Regions from separate parts of the Mus musculus genome. Here region 1 is linked to region 2. A link is a loop called in an ENCODE intact Hi-C map of the cell type or tissue named here. Cell type or tissue: left cerebral cortex. All regions are shown on one strand. Links, peaks and the distances in the headings refer to the core of each region. The heading gives the core; the rest is flanking DNA. Region 1 overlaps Htr1f (5-hydroxytryptamine (serotonin) receptor 1F). Region 2 has its middle 7.6 kb from the start of Htr1f.

Region 1 (9,556 bases), core at 4,527-7,026, 160 kb after region 2:
AGTCCGTCTCATTTTTCTAAGACTGGGTATTAATACACACTGTGGAGTAAAAGTTGAATGTGCCTTGGCTTTGTCACTGTTGTATCTCTGAGGAGAGGCACCACGGCCAAGGCAACTATTAGAAAAGAAGGCATTAAATCAGGAGCTTGCTTACAATTTCAGAAGCTTGCTCTGCTATCTTCACAGTGAGGAGCATGGCATGGGAGCCATAGAGGAGAGCCACATCCTGACCTCCAGGGACAGAGAGATGGGGTCTGGCATGGACTCGTGAAACCTCAAATCCCACCCCAAGTAACACACACTTCCTCCAACAAGGCCCTACCTCTTCCAACAAGGACACGCCCTCTAATCCTTTTCAAATAGTGCCACTCCCTGACCTAAGCATATATTTAAATATATGAGCCTACGGAGTCATTCTTACTGAAACTACCTGACACCTGCTCTATGAAAAGATAAGATAGAATTTACATATACACATATACATGCAAGCATACTCATGCACACACACACACACACACACACACACAAATATTCATGTGGAAGGAGGGTAAAAGAAACAAATAATTATATCCCTAAATACTATTATAACTTGATTACTTTATTGACTAAAGTAACTATATTGAAAATTGTTGTGGGTTTTTGTGTGTGTGTGTGTGTGTGTGTGTGTGTCTACGAGCATGTTTTGTCTTTGCAAACATTTCTCTAAGTAGTTTTTAATAGTTTAAAAAAAAACAAATCAGTGTTTTTAACTTGACAGTTTATATTGCACAACACAGATAATCCCCACATTTTAAGGTGACTGTTTGGGATTGGCTGCCACTGTTGCTTTACTCTACAATGGTAACAACACGATACACAGTCAGTAGGAAGCCTACTCCAAACTTAGGTTTCTGATCTCTGCACATCTACATACAATACTCTCTTCTGACACAAGGCGGCAGAAGTGAGCAACCACTTCCAATAAGCGGCATAGTCATAGGTTAAACAGCCAATCAGTGCTTGACCACAGAAACATTCAAAAAGTGTGCAATAGCATTTTTGTAGTATTTTCAACTTGATAATGAGTTTATTGGCATATGTTTCCACTGGATATCAAGTGGCGGATATGTTACCTAGTGTTCCTAAGGATGAAGTCTGAACCTTGGGTGAGCTAGCCTAAGACTGAGTGCAGTAACACCCTGCACAGTTACCTCTGCATTTATGTGATGCAAATGTCATCATGTTGTCTCCAGGTCATTTATTGAGATGAATCTGAAATTTTAGTTGCAGGAAGGACCAATATAAATGAAGACATTTTACTCTCAAATTGTCTTTAAAATAATGGGAAGGGGAGGATAGTTTGAGTGCATAATCTGAGATAACATAATAGTATGCAAATTTTCAGATGTTATTGTATGAAATAATATTTAGAACAAGAAATATTGGTGTTAGCCTAACCATATTGTGAAAAGAATAAGCATTATTTTTAACAAAGACATTAGAGCATAGCATTTAAAAACTGAATTTAAGGGGTTAAATGACTCACTGGTTACAAGCACAGGCTGCTCTTCTCAGAGAACTCGGGTTCGATTTCAAGCACCCACAAGGTAACTCACAACTGTCTGTAACTCGAATCCCAGACAATTCGGTGCCCTCTTCTGGCCTGAGTATATCTGGCATGCGCATAGTACACAGATATACATGCAGAGAAAAAAATGTATATCATCACTCATGTACATGAGTGTATACATAAAATAATTTTAAATTGTTTACCTTAACTTTGGGTGTTGATAGAATAGCCCCTTGGACCAGGAGACTTTACACCAAGCCTGACAACTTTAGTTTGATCTCCAGAACACACATGGTAGAAAAAGGGAAGCAGCTCTCAAAAGTTATCCTGGATCTCTACCCCATTGGGCACTGTGGTGCTCTAATGCCCATGCATATGCAAAATAAATAAACAAGTATAATTTTGTTTGATTTTTTTTTTAATTAAATGTTGAAGCTAGGAAAGCCAACACTTGCTAACTCCTACTAAAAGATGTTCATGTTTGTCTAACACAAGCAAATATCATCTACACACTATATTACTTTCCCTTTGCTGTGAGAAAACTGGTAAAAGCAGCTTAATGAAAGAAGGGCTTGTTTGACACATGCTGTGAGGAGACGGACCCATCATGGCAGGCAGACATTGTAACAGGAGCGTGAGCCAGCGTCCCGTCACATCTTCAGGCAGAAAGCCAAAGAGGTAAATGCTGGCACACAACTTACTCTCTCCTTTGTTCCTCTGTTCAGTTCAGGCCCAGTCTGTGGGATAGTGCTGATCACAACAAGCATGAGTCTACCTTCCTTAATTAAATCTTTCTGGGAATGTCCCCACACACAAGCCCAAAGGTATGTCTCCACAGAGCTTCCAAATCCAGTTGACAATGAAGATTAATCATCATACTATGACCTAGAATTTTGAAAAAGATCGATTAAGCTAATGTACATGAAAATTAAACCTTGGCATCGTGTAACTGTTCAAAAACATCTCACGTAAATTTGTATTAGCATCATTATTATGTTATCAATAAGTATAGGTACTATTGCACTTGATTAATAATATGCCTGCCTCCAATAAATCCGCACATAATAAAACTGATGTAGAACAAATAACAAATGAAATTTGGCTTAGGGTTGAGGTTTGAGAATGTCAAAATCAAATGTGATAGTTTGACGGAATTATATTTGTTTACTTATTTACCTGTGTGTGTGTGCGTGTGCGTGTGCGTGTGTGTGTGCACGTGCGTGCTATCTGTGTGGATGTGCATACCACAGAGGGCAACACAGCAGTCAGGTAACAGCACTACACAGTTGGTTCTCTCCTTTCATATCTGAGTCCCAGAACGTACACTCAGATCACTAGGTCTGGACAGCCAATGTCTTCTTCTGCTGAGCCATCTCAGAAGCTTTTGTAAATAGCCATCTCTCCTATTCGTAAATTTTTACTAAGTCATACAGATGTAAGGTTTTGTCAAAATGAAAATTTCTACCCAATATCACGATTATTTGTCGATCTTTATTTCCCTGGAAAAAAATCACACTCTGCAGAGCTGAAGACAGAGATTAGCTGTTAGGGGCCCTTGTTGTGTTTGTAGCCTGACGCAATGGCTTACAACCATATCTGACTCTAGTTCCAGGAAGTCCAAAACGCTCTTCTAACCTCCATGGTCACTGGACACACATGTGGTGTTCCAGGTGCATGCAGGCAGGTATTCTGCCTGTGATAAAATAAACCTTTTGAAATTAGGGGAAATTTCAAATTAAAAAAATAAATAAAACATTGAAGTTTATCTAATCATCCTAGAGTAATGAGAGGGAGTAAATCTTGGTGATACTCTGCTTTTAAAAAAAAAAAACTACTTCATATACGCACTTCCTTTTATTTTATATATATTGGTATTTTGCCTGAATGTATGCCTGTGTACTACCACATGCTTAGTGCCTTCAGAGGCCAAAAGAGGATCCCTGGGAACTGGAGTTACGGATGGTTGTTAGCTGCCTTGTGAATGCTGGGAATCAAATCCAGGTCCTTTGAAAGGGAGGCAAGTGCTCTTGGCCACTGAACCATCTCTCCAGCTCTGACCTTCCATTTTAAAGGTTCCAACTTCCAATGTTAAGTTTTTGTGGGACCAGTTTCACTAGTTCACTCATTTTTAGCATCTCTGCCTCCAGTTTTCAGAATTGTATGGTTGATGGTTGTAAGACTTGCTGGAAGGCCCGGCGTGGTGGTGCATGCCTTTAATCCCAGCACTCGGGAGGCAGAGGCAGGCAAATTTCTGAGTTCGAGGCCAGCTTGGTCTACAAAGTGAGGGCTATACAGAGAAACCCTGTCTCGAAAAACCAAAAAAAAAAAAAAAAAAAAGACTTGCTGTAATCCAAATGAAATTGAACAGCCCAAAAGTAGTTTGACCCTTCCTTACTAAGGAAGTTGTCACTAAAATAAAGATGATCCAGGATATTGCATTGTAACCTTAGAATTTGTGTCTTGTCCAAATTACTTATTCATTACATGTATTTATGCATAAATTGGAATACCCACGAAAGGCGTGAAATTAAAGAAGTTGTATTTCATTCCCTTGGATGCCAGTATTTTTTAATATATTATTCTTTTCATATTACTATTTGAGTACTACTACAGAGATATTTTAATTTTTAATGTTGTATGTGCTTGTCAGTAGCAATACCAATAGTCAGACTTCAGACTTTGTTTGAATAATTACTAAGTCAACCACAATATCAACCCTTTCGGTGCTGTTAAACTCTCAAACTTGACACTGAGTAAATTTACTAAGATCTGTAAAAGATAACATATTTTCTTTTAGGCTTCAAGACTTTCTATCTCCACAAAGCTTAGGTTCAGAAAACAGCAATTTTCTAAGAGAATTTTCAAGTCAGATTTGCAGCTTAATAGAATGTGTTTGAATATATTTGTTCTTCGGAGACAAAATAAAAAACAACAAAAGAACCTTTTGAGGGTATACACACACACACCACACGCACACGCAATTGATCACACCACACAGAGACTAAATATCTTTTATAGGGCCATTATTAACACTGCCCTACAAATAATTCCATTCTAATTACTTACGGGATGATTCATCACTTAAGTGCCTCTACCTCTGACAGCTCAATCAGTTTCTAAAAGCAGCTTCAAACGATGAGTCTCCGTTTTTGAGAAAAGAAGGTCATTTGGGGATATAATTCCAGGCTTCAGGAAAGGACTCCTTCAGGAAGATCTGATCTCTGAAGGACTGCCAGGTTCCTTCAAGGCCATTACAGATTCTTAGGGAACAAACTGAAACTGGAAAGGGGAAAAAGTCTCAAGACAGGTTATAGAGGCCCATGAAAGCTATGGGCATCTGTCTTCTGTGACTCACGCAGCCTGGAACACCAGAGAACATTCTCCTTGTTTCCTTTGTCCACATCGAGACTTTATTTTCACACTGTGACTTCAAACCTCCTTCCTTGAAACCCATACATACTACCTGATTCACCTTTCCTAAAGATCACAGTACTGCAATTTGTGATTGTACTGGATGGTTTTTGTGTCAACTTGACACAAGCTGGAGTTATCAGAGAAAGGAACCTCCCTTGAGGAAATGCCTCCATGAGATCCAGCTGTAAGGCATTTTCTCAATTAGTGATCAAGGGTTGGAGGGCCCATTGTGGGTGTTGCTATCCCTGTGCTGGTAGTCCTGGGTTCTATAAGAAAGCAAGCTGAGCAAGCCAGGGGAAGCAAGACTGTAATATCCCTCCATGGTCTCTGCATCAGCTCCTGCTTCCTGACCTGCTTGAGTTCCAGCCCTGACTTCTTGTGGTGAAAAACAGCAAATGTGGAAGAGTAAGCTGAAACCCTTTCCTCCCCAACTTGCTTCTTGGTCATGATGTTTTGTGCCAAAATAGAAAACCTGTCTGAGACAGTGATACTATGTTTGGTAGTCATAAAATTTTTTCCTTATCTCAGAATTTCATACACATACACAATGAAATATAATCCCTTTCTCAACTCCAACTTTCCCTATAACCCTCCAACATGCCTCTCTATGAAAAACACATGCCCCAACATGAAATATTTATGCCTTTTTAAAAAATAATTCAGTAAGTCCATTTAGTACTGTCCAAAAATGGTTGAGTATAGGGCCATCCACTGGTGCTTAGGAAACCTACCAGTGGTCAAATTCTCAAAAAAAAAAAAAAAAAAAAAAAAAAAGAAAAGGAAAAAAGAAAAGAATGATTCTTTTTCTCACTGCAGCTATTTAACTTCCAATAACTGCCAATAACTTCTCATCTATTGTCTACTTGTGACTGGCTTCACCTTGTGCAGGTCTTATGTAGGAAACTACAGTTACTATAACTTCATGTCTGTGATAGCCATGTCACATCCAGCAGACAGTATTTCATAGCATTTCTTACCATCTCTCAACTCTTACAATCTTTCCTTTTATTCTCCCACAAGGCACCCCAGCTTTGTGTGCAAGGTATCAATGTAAATGCTGTGTAGGGCTAAGCACTCTCTCTTGTCCTCAGCCCTGGGAGGAGATATCCATCTTTTCATCGGCTGCTACACACTGTGAAGGAACTTTCTCCAACCAAGACTGAGAGTAGCTTAAGTTTGCAGGTATAAGGATAAACTTTTAGAAGGCAATTTAATAGCATGAGCTTTGAGCAGAATAACAGTGGCAGGTTCTACCCTAGTGAAGGGTCACAGACTTTTTAAGGTGGAATTTTTTTCTTTTTTGATCAAATTCCTATAGATTTCCAAACATGAACCATCCCAACCTCATAGCACCCAAGAGGGACAGTGCTTGTTTGATTTCCTGAGATCAACCCTCACAAATCCCACCACACATTTTACATCTCATATTGATCCAATCCAAACCACTGGAAATCCTAATTCCAACATCCGGTCCTCTGACCCATATTTCCCTTCCTCTCTTCATCTCTTCATTCATAAATAACCTACTCTTGGTTTTCATTTCATCAAGAAGCCTTTGTTTCACTTTCTTCCAGAGTGACCTAAGAATCACTCAGGTAAGTTTTACCTTCATACACCTCCATTGTTTTCAGTCCCCCCTGACCAGGGAAGCCCTGATCTGGAAAAATCTATATTCTACATCTTGTCTATATTCCTACTCTACTACTATTAAAGGCAAGAGAAATTAATTCACACAACGATCTCCTGATTTTAGACTACAAGCATCACAGATAACTTTTATCTAAGACAGGCAGCCTAGTGACGAAGTCATATTATTTATAACATCAAGAAAAACAAAATTTTGAAGTTTGTGCTTGGCTAAGGCACTCTACTATCAAGATGTATTGCTTGAGCTGATCCTCCAACATTCGTCTATGACAGAGTTCGAGTCATCCTGTTCAATGGGCTGGCAGAAGCATGGGCTTATGTTCTAAAATGACAGTTTTCTTGACACTCAGACTCATACTTTATTTATTTTACTTGTTAATGTGTGTGTGTGCAAGTGTTTATATGCAGGGGCTGCATGCACATATAAACATGAATGTTCAGGAGCATATTCAAGGGAACTCACATGAATAGCAGGATAGGACATTGGATGTCTTTCCCTATTGCTCTCTGCTTTCTTGCCTTGAGATGAGACTTTCTAAAGCAGAAGCTCACCATTTAAGTTAGATAGCATGATCACAAAGTTCTCAGGGTTAACCTGCCTTCAACCCCAATGCTGGAGTTATACACACTCACCCGTGTCCAGATTGTTAATGGGTGCTGCAGATTTTCATTTGTCACTGACCTATCTCTCCAGCTCTACTAATAATTCCAAAGGAAAATTTCTTTCAAAATTTTTTGCATTTTTCATGCATTCTCTGATGAACAGCTTTTACAAAAAGCATGACACAGAAAAGAGCCAGTTACTAAGAATTGCTTTTGAAACTTATAATCAACATAAAGCAAACAGAATGGACAATCACCACATCTCTTCTCAATCCCAATGAGTCAAGCACCATCTGGTAGGTTTTTTTTGTTTTGTTTTGTTTTGTTGTTGTTGTTGTTGTTGTTTGGGGTGTTTTTTGTTGTTTTATTTTTGGTTTGGTTTGGTTTGGTTTTTGGTTTTTCAAGACAGGGTTTCTCTGTATAGACCTGGCTCCTGGAGTCCACTTTGTAGACCAGGCTGGCCTCGAACTCAGAAATCTGCCTGCCTCTGCCTCCCAAGTGCTGGGATTAAAGGCATGCGCCACCACGCCCGGCCCATCTGGTAGTTTTAATTGTCAAGATGATACACAACCAAGAATCAATACCCAGGAAGAGAGTCTCAGTGAAGGATTGTCGACAGGTTAGCCTGTGGGTGCACCTGTTCAAGACTGCCTTAATTAGGTTAATTGGTGTGGGAAGACACAGCCCACTGTGAGTGTCACCATTCCTAGGCATGGGGTCCTGAATGGTATAAGAGTGGAGAAATCAAGCAGAGAACAAGCAAACAGTCTGCATTCCGTTTCCTTCTGTGCTTAACTGTGGGTGTGAGCAGTTCCCTCCGATTCCTGCCACCTTGATGTTTCTACATAGAGCCTGGAATTGTCAACTGAAATAAACTCTTTCTACCCTATGTTACTGTTGGTCAGGATGTTTTATCACACAGACAGCAAAGAAACTAGGACACACGACTTGTGTGTGTGTGTGTGTGTGTGTGTGTGTGTGTGTGTGTGTGTGTGTGTGTGTGTGTGTTTGCGCTGTACAATTGGACATCCCATACCCATGGAATCAATCAGCCACATAGAAAAAGATCATCAAATACGTACCATCCATATATAGGCTTTTCTTTCTATCTTTATTACCTAAACGATGCAATGCAATAACCATTCCGTAGTATTATACTGTACTAGGTACATAAGGAATATATCAATGTTTTCAAGTCGATGGAAGAATGTGCTTGGGTTATTGCCAAGCACTTATTTGAAGTACATGGCCTGAGCATCTTCAAAATTTGCTAACCGTCTGAGGATATCTCTAGTTATACCTAAAAATGCCTTTCACATGTATTTTCTTATTACTTGAGTATTCTTTCCACCAAAATCAGCAGTTACTTATATGAAAATACAGGTTCTCAGAAACCATATAACCAAGCCTTAGAATCTGTTACTGGAAAGCCTATAGTAACAGTTTACAGAAAACTTAAAGAACAAATATTCCCAACTGGAGCTAGTGGATGTGTAATTCATAGGTTTTTTTACATTGCAGGAACAAAATGACTAAGACACAAGAACTTGGTTAGATAGATATGTCCCAAAACATAAAGTTACCATATAATAAATTTTGTAAGCAAAATATAGGGAATCCAGTTTAAGATGAAAAACTGAAAATAAAAAGGAAAAAGAAAGAAAAGAAGGAAAAATTCATGCATGCACTGTCAGTTTGTAATGCAAAAAAAAAAATTTTTTTCACAGCCACAATTGTTGGTTTGATTTACATCTTTTAAAACCAACCTACTCTTGCCTAGCATGATATGCACATCTTTAATGCCAACACACTGGGGTAAGAGACAGGGAGATTTCTGAGTTTGAGGGCAGCAGGTCTACAGAGCTAGTTCTAGGACAGCTAGGACTACACAGGGAAAGAAACCTATAGATAGATAGATAGATAGATAGATAGATAGATAGATAGATAGATAGATAGATAGATAGATAGGAAGGAAGGAATAGGGTAGATAGATAATTAAATAAAAAATGAAATCACCTTAGTCTAGTGAAATTAATAATTTGAAACTGAGTTAAAATCTTATCAAGCTCAATAATATGAAAGCAGAAATTCAGAACCACAGGGCAAGAGAAATCTAAGCGGTGAGGAGCTGAAAATGTTCTTCGTTCCCACAGTAGGGTGTCAACTCACACAGTAGGGTGTCAACAACATTTGTTTAGTTTTAATCAATTGATATTCTATTAGAAAATAACCAATGGGATGTATTAAAAGAACATTTTAAATTCTGATATAGATACATAGAGAAGCTTGAACTTAGATACTGAGAAAACGGAATGTACAACCCTACGTCATTAACAGAAGAGT
Region 2 (9,556 bases), core at 4,198-6,697:
GATGGCAGGGGCAGGAGAGATGATGCAAGCAGGAAATTGCTTGCCAGGAAAACAGAAGGACCTGAGTTGGTCCCCAGCATTCCTGGAATCCACATGAAAGCCAGTGTGGCAGCTGCAATCCCGGAACTGAAGAGGCATAGACAGGAGCATCACTGTTATTCTCTGTGAAGATTTCTGCCGATGGGTGGTGTTCTAGTGAAAGTTCTACAGTAATACCATCCAAATTTGATTACTTAAGTATTGTTCTTAACTCTGTGGAATGCAGCTAGTATTTCTGTTTTATATAAAATATGTAACAGAAAGCAAAAATTTTCTCATTGTATACAGAAATAGACGAAAAGTAATCTGGCCTTAAGAGTGTCCATCAGGTTTCTCAGTGATAACAGCACTAGCAGTCATTTCACAACTAAAACAAAATTCTAGAACAAGGAAAAATAAAACAAGACATGTAGAAAATTCAAGGTTAATGGGGGGGGAAGGTGAGAAAAAATCAGAAAATATGCTGTTGAGAGAAATTAATTCTTTGTTCTTCTGTCAGCTTTAAAATGGACACTAGAACTGCAAGCCTGACATACATGCTGTGTATGTTGTAATGTCATATTATAGCACATAATAGCACATAATTAGGATCCAACATTCTCCAGCTTTACAGAGTGTTCCTCCCTTAACTTTGACAGGTTAATTAAGTAGTGCGTGCATTTGTCCAGAACATTCATAATAAAGTGGCAGTCAAGAAATAAAATGACATTAAGCATAAAGGAATAGAGGAGCAGGCATAACATAACCATATTTCTTGGGCTGTGGAAAACGTATGCAATGAAAGAAAGGAGATAAATGAATAATGGACAGACCCTTGGTGCCCATGAGATGCTTAGCAGCAGAAGGTGCAAGGCATTTTAACAAGCAGATGAAGCATTTGACCAAAAATGTATTACCAGTAATTCTACAAGTAATGAAAGAGGGTGGCTAGGTTCTGTCATATTTCTTGTAGACAGGGAATAATTTCCCTATCCTTACTCCAGTAGAACTTTCAGGAGCAACTCCAAAATAATAGTATTATACTTTACAAATCTACATAATAATGAAGACTCGCACCTGCAGCTTCCTTACCTCCCCCCCCCCCCCCCACTATTCACAGAAGGCTTTCAGGAAAGAAACTGAAAAAAAAATAAATAAATAAAATAAAAAAACTTTTCTGTAGTTAGTTCATTAATTGAACAGCCCCAGAATGGATGTTCTTTCTCTCCACAGAATACCCACATGGTGGAGTAATGTTTCAACCAAGTACATTTGTAGGAAGAAAAAAAAAAACTGGGCTTCTCTCCCCTATTCTGGAGACCAGTGGGCAACAAGGAACAGCAGACATCTTTAAAATGTAAAGCACAAAGTCTCAGTGGGGGATAATGAGAAGAAAGGCTATTTCACACAGTACCACTTAATGATACCAGAGATGGTAAACAACTTCTAACATGAGATAAGTATCATTTTTGAAGACTAGTAGACGATGGATTTTATTGACTTTGCAATTTAAATATATGTATATTTACTTATGCATGTATCTCAACAACTATTTCACATCATAATTAGGCAATTACTAATGGTAAATAAAATCATTTCTTAAAGCAGCTCAGAGTCTATAGGAAAAGCAGTGAATGCACTGTCCCCTCCCGACACAGGACCTAATTACGGTGATATGGTAAATCACAAAGTAATGTAATAGATATAATCTGAGTATTATTTAAGAAAAGGTTAAATGTCTAGAAGAGTCTAGCTCCCAAAGCAACATCAAGATCTTTAAAAAGAAGTCACTAATACAAGTGAATGTGCACATGTACACTTTGTTAAGCAAGAGAGAAAAACTGCAATTAAAACTATGGAGAAATTATATATATATATCCCATTTCAATGCATCAAGCATTGATAGTAGGACTCTAGTTGTATCACTAAAGTTAGTTCCTGGTAACCTACAGTTGCAGTGAACTCTGTTTTCAATCTGGGGCTGTTACGGGAAATGTACTTTAAGTGAATGGGTGGTTTGAATAGGAATGGCCCTCATAGACTACTTTGAATGCTTGGCCATAAGGGGTGACACTATTAGGAGGTGGGGTCTTGTTGGAAGAAGTGTGTCACTGTTGAAACTAGCTTTGAGATTTTATATGCTCAAACTATGCTCAGTGTGGAACAGTCTCTCTTTGCTGCCTATGGATCTGGAAGAACTCTCAGGTTTCTCTCCAGCACCATGTCTTCCTGCACACCTCCATGTTTGCCTCCATGATGATAGTGAACTAAATCTCTGAAACTGTAAGCCAGCCCCACTTAAATGTTTCCTTGCATGAGTTGCCATAATCATGGTGTCTCTTCACAACAATAAAACTCTAAGACAGAGGTTAAAACTTAATGACTGCTACAAGCAGCGAGGGGCTACAACCTGGATAATTTTGCCAAGGTCACCATTGAGCAATCTCCAACTCCTATGACTACCCGACCCTGACCTCTGGAAGGAGACTGTATATAACCAAGTCTTCTTATCAGAAATCCACTCATTATCATAGGGAAATCCACAGCAGAGTCTCTGTTCAGAGGACCCAGGATCCAGTAGTAGCTACTACATAAGGGTTTTTACACAAGACATAAAGTAAATTAAGTCTGTTTTTAAAAGATGGAGGAAGCCAGGCTTGGTGGTGCACACCTTTAATCCCAGCACTCTAGATGCAGAGGCAGGCAGATTTCTGAGTTCAAGGCTAGCCTGGTCTACAAAGTGAGTTCCAGGACAGCCAGAGCTACACAAGGAAACCCTGTCTCTAAAAAAAATTTAATAAATAAAAAAATAAATAAATGTAAAATAAAATAAAATAAAAAGATGGAGGAGGATAACAACAAAGAGGACAAGGAGGAGGGGAAAGAGGAGGAGGAAAAAAAGAGGAGGAGGAGGAGTATGTCTTAGGGTTTTACTGCTGTGAACAGACACCATGATCAACACAACTCCTATAAGAACAACATTTAATTTGGGTTGGCTTACAGGTTCAGGGGGTAAGTCCATTATCATCAAGACAGGAGCATGGCAGCATCCAGGCAGGCATGGTTCAGGGGGAGCTGAGGGTTCAACATCTTCATCTGAAGGCTGCTAATGGAAGACTGGCTTCCAGGCAGGTAGGGTGAGGATCTTAAGCCCACACCCACAGTGACACACACCTGTTCCAACAAGGTTACACATCCTAGTAGTTCCACTCCCTGGGCCAAGCATATACAAAACCATCACATTCCCCTCCCTGGGCCCCAAAGGCTTGTTCAAACATGTGAGTCTATGGGGGCCATACCTATACATAGTATAATGTAAAATACATTTATTCCAACATCCAAAGCTCTCATAGTCTATAACAGTCTCAACAGTGGTAAAAGTTTGAAGTTCAAGGTCTCTTCTGAGATTTATCCAATCACTTAACTGTAATCCCCAAAGCAAAATAGGAACCAGCTTGGCAAATTCCAAAGTTTGCATCTCCATGTCTGATGGCAAAGCAGTCTTCAGATCTCCACCTCCTTTCTCATCTTTTTTGATTGCAACAAAGTTCTTCCTCCTCCGCTGGTCCCACTCCCTGTTAGCAGCATTCCTCAGCAGATACCTCAAGGCTCTGCATCTCAAACATCCTGTGTCCTCCAAGGCAACTTCAATGTTACAGCTTCTTGTTTCAATGTCTGAGATCCACACATGATCTTCTGGACCCCTTCCAAAGGGCTTGGGTCACTTCTCCAACTCTGCCCTCTTGTAGCACTCTAGGCTCTGGCTGACTCCACTCCACTGCTGCTTCTCTTCTTGGTGGTCATTCTGTGGTACTGGCATCTCTAATACACTGGGGTCTTCTGATGCAACTAGGCTTCACAGATAGTCTCTCATAAGCTCTCTTTATGATGCCAAGCCTCAAATCCTTTGCAAAACCTCTTCAGTACTGGGCTGTCAATTGAGGCTGCATTTTCACCAATGGCCTTCCATGGCCTCTCATAGTTCCAAGCCTCTATTGCTTTTCATGACCCCTGCATGCCCTCAAAACCAGTACCACCTGGGTGACTCTTACGCATTGCCAAGTACAGCTGCAACAAGAGGTACAACCTTGGCTATCTTTGGAACACAGCTTCTTTGTGCTCTCAGGAAACAGTTTCCAGAAGATTTCACCTCAGTGATGCTGCTCTCTTCTTAATCGCTGCTAGTTTTTTAACTCCAGCTAACCAGCATCAATTATCCCAGTAGGCTCCTTCTCCACTTGCCTATAAAGCCAGAGCCACATGGTTGAAGCTGCTGAGTACTGCTGCTTGCAGGAGCTGGAACATGGTCCCCTTGTTCTATTACATTATCACTAGTTTTCTGTTTCCCAACTCTTTCACTGCCTAAGCTCCTGGGTCTTGCTCTGTAGGTTGACCTTGAACTCAGAGATATATATTCCTGTCTCCTGAGATTAAAGGTGTGTGTACCACTTTGACTGGATCTAAACTTAGCTGGGTGGGATGTTGCCCCAAAGTCCCACTCCCTTAATCTGCTATTTTCTAGAACATAGGATTCAGTTCCCTTTCACTTCCTGATGCCCCTTTAATACTCCAACCATATATTTTATACTTTTCCTTTCTCAGCTTGCTACACTTGTTTAAACTGCCCTTCATGAGCTATAACCAGAGAACAAAGTCTATATTGGGCATTTCTCAGACTTCCTTTGTCAATGAAATTAATCTGAGTCTCTTCACCTAAGTTTCAGGTAGACTCTTCAGATGAGGGCAAAAAGTTACCATGTTCTTCACCAAAATACCACAAAAATGGCCACATATTGAAATTCTTCACTGAAACCTCTTGGCCAGGCCTGCACAATTCAAATCATTCTCAACAACAAAATCTTCCATATTCCTACTAGGATGGCCCCTTGAACCCCATTTAAAGCATTCCACCGCTTTCCAAATACAAAATCCCCAAATCCATATTCTTCCAAACAAAAGCATAGTCAGACCTATTACAGCAATACCTCAGTCCCTGGTACCAACTTCTGACTTAGGGTTTTATTTCTGTGAACAGACACCATGACCAAGACAACTCCTATACGGACATTTAACTGGGGCTGACTTACAGGTTCAGAGGGTCAGTCCATTATCAAGACAGGAGCATGGCAGCATCCAGGCAGGCATGGTGCAGGGGGAGCTGAGGGTTCAACATCTTCATCTGAAGGCTGCTTATGAAAGACTGGCTTCCAGGCAGCTAGGGTGAGTGTCTTAAAGCCCACACCCACAGTGACACACTTATTCCAACAAGGTCACCTCCCTGGGCCCAGCATATACAAAACCATCACAGAGGAGAAGGAAGAGGCAGAAAAGGACGAGGAGGAGGAGGAGGAGGAGGAGGAATTAGAATGGATATTTGAGCAAGTTTCATTAAACATGTTCAAATTTTCACTTAATTAAGCAATAGCAATACATCAACAGCTTTATAAAGTTGTTAATTTGTCTCATTTCACATTCATGAGCAGCATCTATAAGAAAATATAATAAACACTATTTTTTTTAAATAACCACAGGTTATTTTCAATCAAGGACATATATTAGTCTCTTAAATACTAAACAAATTTGTGCTATTCAGAATCTCATTTTATACCTCTTTTCATTCTAGTAAAATTCCATGACTAAACACTCAGTGCACTCAAGCCTATTTAACTACATATGTTACTATGAGCTGGCAGTGAGTCAGCACCCAGTGTCTCATTTACCTTGACTGGTAAAATCAATTTTGCGTTTATTGGCCTGATCTGACATCAGGGTGGAAACAGGAGCTTACTAGGAGGTCAAGAAGGATAAAGAATCTGTTCATGGAAGGTACACACTTTTTATTACTTATCATTTTTATTTCTCATCATACTCTAATTGACCAAGTACCTGCTGGTGCAGATGCATTAGATCCAGAGTGCTACTGGACAGAAACACTTTCAGTTTCAAAGTTGCTTTTTGTGATGATTCTAATAAAAATAAAGTTGGTGGCCTCAAAGATACCTCATTACATGTTAAACTTTTCTGATGCCACAATGGGGGAGAGGAAGGGGAGGAGGAGGAGGAGGAGGAGGAGGAGGAGGAGGAGGAGGAGGAGGAGGAGGAGGGAGAGGAGGAAGAGGAGGAAGAGGAGGAGAAAGAGGAAGAGGAGGGGGGAGAAGGAGAAGAAAGAAGAGCAGCAAATGCTGGTGTACATGTGGGGAAAGGAGAACGCTTATTCTCTGCTAGTGGAAGTGAAAATTAGTTCAGCCATTATAGACATCCTTGTGAAGGTTTCTCAAAGAAACTAAAACTGGATCTGCCATATGATCCAGCTTCATGACTCTTGAGTATATCTAAAGGATTCCATACTCTACTTGAGATGCCTGCTCATCTATGCCCATTGCTGCATTCAATAGCCAGGGAATGGAAACAGCCTAGGTTTATGGGTAAAAAAGATAGCTCAATGGGTAAAGTGGTTTATAAGTAAGCCTGAAGTACCAGTATGAGGAGGGATAAATAACACTAAAGACAGTACGGTCATATGGGAACCTGTAAAAAAAAAGCCTCCCTAAAAGAGAGAGAGAGAGAGAGAGAGAGAGAGAGAGAGAGAGAGAGAGAGAGAGGCACATACACACACAGACACACAACACATATTTATACACACACACACATGAAGAGTTAAAACAGATTTACACTATAACAAAGCCACAAGGCCCCTATTAGACATCAGATGCCAACTAGCAAAAAATCCCAGTGCCAAGAACAGATTACTTCTTTTGGAGTTATTACCCCAGTGAGACTCCATAGGCTGCTAAACATGGCTATTGCTGTTGCCTTTGGTTATACCCTCTCTCCAAACCTGACCTGAGGATACCCCATGCCTGAGCCACCATGGGGAAATCAAGTTGGTGTTCTCCTGGAAGCTCCATCCACACTGGCTCCTTTTCATAGTGCCATAAGGTGGTATCTGTGCACACTCCCAGAGGAGAAATGGAATTGTCAATTATACTCAACTGTAAACCTTGAAAGCTACAGTAGTGACTAGCCTGGAAACACATGCCCACTGATGCTATAGTGACAGAAACATGGGAATAACCAGACATTTTCTCATTGGATTTTCATGCCATACCACAAAATGAAACCTACATCTAGCACCATTATCAGGCCAAGGAATATAGCTATACAAGCCACAGGCCCTAAAGGAGAAACTACTGCTATTATTTTGCTAAATATATATGGTATTAAGCCAATTCCTCAGGACTTATTGTTATACCTATAAATCAATGTATTGCTCAACCCTCACCTGAAATGCTTCTGTTTGCAGTCAATGATAATTAAAACAGAGATTCATTCCTAGACAGTGTGCAGAAAATAAGAAATAATAATAAGAAAATAAGAAACTGCAGAATGCTCAATACTAAAGGAAACATATGCTCCACAATTCTTCTGTCCATCACTCAGAGATCATTGCAGAAGAGAAAGCAGTAAAGGTTTAAAAGCAAGGGGTGGTAGATGCCTATAAGGAAAGGAGATCTTCTGGACAAAGCAACACAGCTTCACATGTGGACTCACAGTGGTTTTGACAATATGAACAAAATCGGTGCAAGCCCAAGCCAGACCAAATCCCAACATGAAGATGGGATTTGAGCATGGAATCCTACCTATTTGTAATCGTTAGCTACTAGGAGAAACAGCAACTGTTCTAAGAATGTAGCTGCTGGCAAATCAACTGTGCTCCAGTGGAAAATTACACATCCAAGAATATTTGAGCACCACAAACTAGTCTTAATGAGCAAGAATGACACAAAGGTTGGGTGGGTAGGGATGACCAGTGTACACTAGGAAAGAGTGAAATAACTATGATCAAAATACATTGTATGAAATTCTCAAAGAACTAATAACATGTAAATAATAAAAAATGGTTGTAGAAGAAAGTTGAGATAGATCTGTGACAACAGGTAGGAAACTGAGCTGATGCCTCTGTTGGCTTTGTTCTCTACTGGTCTGCTTAGAATCAGAAGTGAGCTCCCATGGCTTTACTGACCACTGTGGGATATGAGAGCATCATCCCCATCGTCTTTCCATTGCATCACATTGTTTATGTCTAGTAGAAGGCATGATTTTATCTGCCATGGGCATTGTAGGGATTTATACTGAGAGCCAAGCCAGCTCGTGAATCTGAAGTTTTGGGTAAGTTGTTTACACATAATACTCTGAGGAGCAGCCTTGGATTTTTTTTTAATATCTGAGAACATCTTACTGTAAGGATTATGTCCAATCTAGTCTTCCCTATATTATAGAATTGTTTATTTAGCTGTGTTCCGAAGTCTCACAGGTTTGTCTTTTACTTTGCCATGGTTTGAATAGGTGTGACTCACATATTCATGTGTATGAATGCTTGGCCCATGGGGAATGGCACTATTGGGAAGTGTGGCCTCATTGGAGGAAGTACGTAACCATGGGGGTGAGGCTTTGAGGTCTCCTCCTCTTATGCTTTGGCTCCCCACAATATGGAAGAAAGCCTCCTTCTGGCTGCCTGAGGAGGACAGAGTCCTCCTGGTTGCCTTCAGATCAAGATGTAGAACTCTTGGCTCCACCAGCATAATGTGTGCCTGCACTCTGCTATTCTTCCCGCCATGATGATAATGGACTGAACCTCTGAAACTGTAAGCCAGCTCCAATTAAATGTTTTCCTTTGTAAGAGTTCTGTTGATAACAGGGCGTGGTGGCGCACACCTTTAATCCCAGCACTCGAGAGGCAGAGGCAGGCAAATTTCTGAGTTCGAGGCCAGCCTGTTCTACAAAGTGAGTTCCAGGACAACCAGGGCTACACAGAGAAACCCTATCTCAAAACAAAACAAAACAAAACAAAACACAAACAAAAAACTAAAACTAAACAAACAAACAAATAAAAAGAGTCCTGTTGATCATGGTGTCTCTTCACAGCAGTAAAACCATAATTGAGACAGCTTTCTTCTACAAAAAGAAGAAGAAGGAGGAGAAGAAGAAGGAGAAGGAGAAGGAGAAGGAGAAGGAGAAGGAGAAGGAGAAGGAGAAGGAGAAGGAGAAGGAGAAGGAGAAAAGGAGAAGGAGGAGAAGGAGAAGGAGAAGGAAGGAGAAGGAGAAGGAGAAGGAGAAGGAGAAGGAGAAGGAGAAGGAGAAGGAGAAGGAGAAGGAGAAGGAGAAGGAGAAGGAGAAGAAGAAAGTAACCACCCAATGGATTTAATGGCATAAAACCATCATACAAACTGTTTTTGTCATAAAGTTGGGGAAGATATTTTTATCGATTGCTTTTATGTTCATGATGAGTTTTCATTTCACTCTGCTTTTCCCAAAACAGAAAATGGCATTTACAATAAACTTCCAGAAATCGATCTTGTGATATTGCGGAATTAGTCCATTTATTTTAACTTAGGAGAGGCAGAAGTCAGGTGAATTTTTCTGCACTTAGGCACATACAACTCAGGAAGATATTACCCATTTCTGAAAAGGTTCCATCACTCATACCTGCCCTGTCTGTGCTAATTGTGCAGGGTTTTACAATTATCTCACGGTTGCA

What was found. Hi-C counts contacts between places; a loop is a spot of excess contacts. Peaks named below come from ENCODE experiments on the same cell type or tissue, not always from the same donor. Only the 100,000 strongest peaks of a DNase experiment are listed, where the experiment ranks them.
Region 1: it touches region 2 in a loop (6-fold over the local background); 3 of 42 quality-filtered maps call a loop at or near these places.

Annotation. Positions count from the first base shown.
Region 1 is chr16:64,953,261-64,962,816 of GRCm38, reverse strand. The region is part of intron 2 of Htr1f (5-hydroxytryptamine (serotonin) receptor 1F); the gene reads left to right. Among named protein-coding and RNA genes, the nearest start is that of Gm33971, 84 kb to the right of the region's middle. In left cerebral cortex, for the core only: no CTCF peak of the experiment used is centred there; no DNase peak of the experiment used is centred there.
Region 2 is chr16:65,108,590-65,118,145 of GRCm38, reverse strand. No RefSeq gene overlaps it. Among named protein-coding and RNA genes, the nearest start is that of Htr1f, 7.6 kb to the right of the region's middle. In left cerebral cortex, for the core only: no CTCF peak of the experiment used is centred there; a DNase peak (open chromatin) is centred at 5,741.